Regions from separate parts of the Mus musculus genome. Here region 1 is linked to region 2. Evidence: chromatin loops called from intact Hi-C (ENCODE). Cell type or tissue: left cerebral cortex. All regions are shown on one strand. Region 1 overlaps Tyw1 (tRNA-yW synthesizing protein 1 homolog (S. cerevisiae)). Region 2 has its middle 15 kb from the start of Gm29681.

The links. Peaks named below come from ENCODE experiments on the same cell type or tissue, not always from the same donor. Only the 100,000 strongest peaks of a DNase experiment are listed, where the experiment ranks them.
Region 1: it touches region 2 in a loop (4-fold over the local background); 10 of 42 quality-filtered maps call a loop at or near these places.

Annotation. Positions count from the first base shown.
Region 1 is chr5:130,266,478-130,268,977 of GRCm38, forward strand. Tyw1 (tRNA-yW synthesizing protein 1 homolog (S. cerevisiae)) reads left to right here. Exons shown (of 16, transcript NM_001015876.2): 4 at 506-607; 5 at 1,418-1,612. Among named protein-coding and RNA genes, the nearest start is that of Tyw1, 11 kb to the left of the region's middle. In left cerebral cortex, CTCF peaks have their summits at 405 (motif pointing right) and 1,061 (motif pointing right); DNase peaks (open chromatin) are centred at 375 and 1,047.
Region 2 is chr5:131,428,851-131,431,350 of GRCm38, forward strand. No RefSeq gene overlaps it. Among named protein-coding and RNA genes, the nearest start is that of Gm29681, 15 kb to the left of the region's middle. In left cerebral cortex, CTCF peaks have their summits at 891 (motif pointing left) and 1,503 (motif pointing left); a DNase peak (open chromatin) is centred at 1,486.

The DNA.
Region 1 (2,500 bases), 1.2 Mb before region 2:
CCGGTCCTCAGGCCTGTGTAATAATAAGCACTGTATCCACTGAACTATTTCCCCAGTCTAAAATAAATTAAAAAATTAAAAAATCTTTTATCATATTTGCTTATTGTGTGTATGTGTACAGAGAACAACTTGTGGGAGTTGGTTTTACCTTTCTACCATGTAAGCCCTAGGAACCCAACCATCAGGCTTGGGGAAGTGCCTTCCTCTGTGTACGAAGCCGTCTCACCAGGCTCCAGCTTCTATGTCCAGTCTTGGCATACTTTTTCTATGGGAACGCGACTCAGTGGCTCATCTCTGTCCTGGGCTTGAGAACACTGTAAGCAGAAGATAAGAATAAGAGTCCCCTCCCCTGTTCACAGTGATGACATTCAAGGCAAAGCTGCTGAAGAAGCAGCCACCACAAGGGGGCGCCATGCTCCCTGGCAAGCGGGAGCAAACAACAGCCGTGCTTTCTTTATTTGGCACACTGAAGGGTTTGTCATCTTTTTTTTTCTCTCTTTTCTAGGGATTTGCAGTGGTTCTTGCCAAAGCTGTCACCTCTCTGGACCTGCCTGTGGCCATTATTAATCTGAAGGAATATGATCCAGATGACAGTCTGATAGGAGAGGTTGGTAGTTGTCCAAATTTGGGGCTGTAGAGATGACACAGTAGTGAAGAGCTCCTGTGGCCAGGTTCCCAGCACCCACATTGAGCCGTTCAACAGCAGTCCACAGTTCCAGCTCTGGGGAATGTGATGCCCTCTTCTGGCTTCCTTGGCACTTGCACTAGTGTGTACACACACACACACACACACACGCTCACAATTCAAATAAAGATTTAAAATTCAAATTTAATTGACCACCTGCCCTATGGGGTGAGTAGAATCTTTAGAATAATTAAAAAATTTGTGCTGAGCCATTTCAGCTGGAAGCTTTCTTACTGTGCGTGACTCAGGCACTTGATTTGTCTTTTGAGTTGGGATCCTGCCCTGTAGCCCTGGCTTGGCCTCAGACTCACAGCAGTCCTGTTGCCTCTGCCTCCTGAGAGTCCTGGGATTCCTGGTATACCACTAGGTGGAGCTGTGAGGGCCTGCACTCAAAAAGCAAACTTCACTTAGACAACCCTGTTTGTTATTATTTTTTGGAGGTTTATTATGCCTTTTTATTTTTGTTGACTGTCAGCATTTCCCTGCTTGTGTAAGTGCACCATGTGCATGCCTGGTGCCCATGGAGGCAGGAGGAGGGCTTTGTTGAGTCCCCTGGAACTGGAGTTATAGCTGGTTCTGATCCACTGTGTGGGTTCTGGGAATAGAACCCGGGTTCTCTGTAAGAGTGGCTGGTGTTCTTAACCACGGAGTCCTCTTTCTGCTCTTGCTTTGAATATTCTTGTAGTCATGTTTGCTTCTAATATCCTTCTGACATAGCACTGCTTCATTCAGATCACTAGTAAAACCGTCTGTGCCTTCCTGGTCGCTACGTACACGGACGGCTGCCCTACAGAGAGTGCAGAGTGGTTCTGCAAGTGGTTAGAGGAATCAGCTAATGATTTCCGCTTTGGCAAAACTTACCTGAAGGGACTTCGCTATGCAGTGTTTGGCCTGGGAGACTCTGCCTACCGGAGCCACTTCAACAAGGTGGGTGTGTGGTGAGTTATAGGACTAGGTCCTTCCTTAACCAAAGGACAGAGAAGGTCTCCCGAGAACACATTATGTGTGAGAACTAACCGATGAACTCTGCTTTTGTTATTTTTTAATTTTTATTTTATGTGTGTGTGTTTTTTGCCTGCACGTTTCTCTGTGCACCATGTGTATGCCTCGTCTCTGCGGAGGTCAGAAGGGCTGGATATCAGGGAACCAGAATTTCAGACATGTGGGTGCTAGGAATTGAATGTGGGTCCTTTGGGAGAACAATCAGTTCTCTTAACTGCTAAACCATCTTTCCAGCCCTAATAATAATATATTATTACATTAATGTTGTTTCTTTTATGGTGCTGATGATGGAACCTAGGCTGTCGTGAGCATGCTAAACAAGAACCCTGCTGCTGAGCCATGCCCTCAGCCCCTCACTGGGTGATTCTAGGCAGGGGCTCTACCACTGAGCCACGCCCCCAGCCCCTCCCTGGGGGATTCTAGGCAGGGGCTCTACCACTGAGCCACGCCCCCAGCCCCTCCCTGGGGGATTCTAGGCTGGGCTCTACCATTCAGCTCCATTTTTCAGCCAGAATAATCTTGAGCTTCTGATCTTCTTGCCTCATCTCAGAGTTCTGTGAGTGAAGCTGTGTGTGCCACCACACCTAGTTTATACAGTGCTGAGGACTGAACCCTGGGTCTCCTGTGTACTAGGCATGAGCTCTGTCACTGAGGTATAGTTCTAGCCTTTTCATTTTGGAGCAGAGTCTCATAAGTTGCCCAGGCTGGCCTTGAACTTACTGTATAGTCCAGGGGAGCCTTGGACCTGAGATCCTCCCACCAGGCCTGTGCCACCAGGCCCAGTGTGGAGCTTGAAGATTGTTATTTGGACCT
Region 2 (2,500 bases):
GAACCCTGGCTAATTATACCCATCTTTGTCTGCCTCCCTCCATGGCCTCTATATCTGGTCCTTCTGCTCTGGTTGCTTCTAAAAGCTTGTGTGTTTTATGTCCTGACCTGGCACTGTCTTTGTCTCAACTAAGTTATCTCACCCTGGGCAAGACTTTTGTGAGAATAGGAAGCAAGATATTGCTATAAAGCACATATTTAGAATTCCCCAATGAGGGGCTGCATGCGTGGCTCAGTGGTAGAGCCCCTGCCTAGAAATCCCCAGTGAAGGGCTAGGGACGTGGCTCAGTGGTAGAGCTCCTGCCTAGAATCCCCCAGGGAGGGGCTGGGGGCGTGGCTCAGTGGTAGAGCCCCTGCCTAGAATCCCCCAGGGGATTCAGCTCCTGCTTAGGGGGCTGTCCTTCAAATGATCAGTACTTCCTGAGCTTCTACAAGGCTCTGGGTTCCATCACCAGCACTGCACGGAAATAATAGCTAAATACTCTGACTCTTAACATTGTAGTTAACTTCCATTAGCTGTACAATTTAGTAAAACTCACTATAGTAGTTCCGCGCATACACAGACGTGTCATGATGCCTCTCTCAAATCCCTTGTGTATGCTTCTTAAAATTGATTAGACAGAATAACCCCTGCACCTCCCCCACTGTTCAGGGGAATGGAGAGGAGGCTGCGATCCTCTTCGTGACTGAGACAGTCTCTGGGAAGGGAAAAGCACAGAATTTGGAAACTGGAGGCTAAATGTTTCTGGGAGCAGAGGGGTAGAGGTGCTGTGTGGGGTGAAGGGTGGGGGTGAGAAGTGGGGGCAGGGGTGGAGAATGAGGGTGGGGGTGTTAAATAGAATGTAACCAGGCAGTTTAGCCACGGCTCTCAGCGCCCTCTAGGGACCACACAAGGTTTTTCTTGGCCCAGTCCTGGAGGGTACGGAAGATTCTCAGTGATCTACAGGGATACTACGATGAGCAGTTGTCTGCAAGGTTGCAAGTGAGCCCTCTGAGCTCCAGATATTTCAGTGAGATCCATGTATGGCTCCCTGGTTGATGCTAGCTGTATCCCACCCTAGCTAGCAGCTGCGGCCTCACTCCCTGCCTCTCAGTGCAAACGGTGAAGCACTTTGACCTTTCCGTGGATGACAGAGGAGATAGCCTGGCAGTACGTGAAGGCATACTTCCTTCCGGGCCTTTTAAGGGGTCCTTTAAGGAAACTATTATGTCAACCCCTCCAGTTTAGAGAAAGCAAACAACCTAGAGTCTTCAAAATAAATCGGTAGAAGGGAGGGGGGCCACTGCGAATAGAGGGAGAGGAGGGACAGAAGAACAAAGTGGGAACACAGCAGGAATTCGGTTAATGGATAGGCCTGACCTTTGGAGAGGTGGGTCGGAGGTGCCTTCACCTTCAGAGCGGTATCCTTCCTGTCCAGGATTTCCAAGTTTGTCCAATCACCTGCACATGGGCACCACCTGCCAGGTTCAGCTAAACTATGTTCTCATGGCTCCCTCTGGTGTCCACAGCACGCAATAGCAGAAGGCCGTTTGCTTCTTTGGAGGCAGACCATGGTGTAACCTAAGCCCCTTTGCTATTTGGGGACTTTGCTATGGCTCGATTTTGCAAGCTCTTGGTCTCTTGATGAGAGAAATTAAAAATTGTCTCAGGAGGAAGTTTGATGATTTTGTTAGCGTTTGAGAAAGCAAAACAAAACAAAACAAAACATGATTCCAGCTGGAGCTGAAAGGATAAAGGTGTCGAAGAGGACAGAGAGCCACAGCAACGGAAGTCTGCAGTCAGCTGTACATGGTAAGGGAGTCGCCAGAGAAACAAGAAAGACCAAGTATCAGCATGCTTAAGATTTGAGCTGGTATTTTGTGGGGGAGGGGAGGAAGAAAAGTTACCCCTTTTGAGTTAGAACTTGACAGTGCGGGTGCTTACGGAGGGAGGAGCTTCTAGAGAGGATGAATAAGTGTGTCGTGTCTTTAAGGGGATAATTATTCCTCCCATCTCCCCAGCGTGCTTCCGGGTCACTCGGCTTTCTTAAGGAGTGGTCTCCTAGCCAGGTGAATGGCAGTCACACTGGATTAACTCTTAGGGGAGTGGATCACAGTATACAATGTCTAATTCTAGATTTAAATCACAGAGGAAAGCCGGTCGTGGTGGCACGTGCCTTTAATCCCAGGCAGGCGGATTTCTGAGTTTGAGGCCAGCCTGGTCTACAAAGTGAGTTCCAGGACAGCCAGGGCTAAAGACTTTGGGAGTCTCATGGGCTTCTTTCGTCCCTCTTCCCTCCAGGAAGGAGTGTTTCAGCGCCAAAGATGTCACAACCCACGAGTGAGACTCTGTCAAAGAGAAAGAAAGGGAGATAGGAAGAAAGAAAATGTACTGAGAATCTACAGAGAAAGTTTGGAGATGTTGATCACTTGCATAGTTTAGAGAGAGGAGAGGAGAGAGTGGGATTTTTTAAAAGTTACCCTCTGGGATTTTGGGGGATCCCCATCAGAAAGGTGAGACA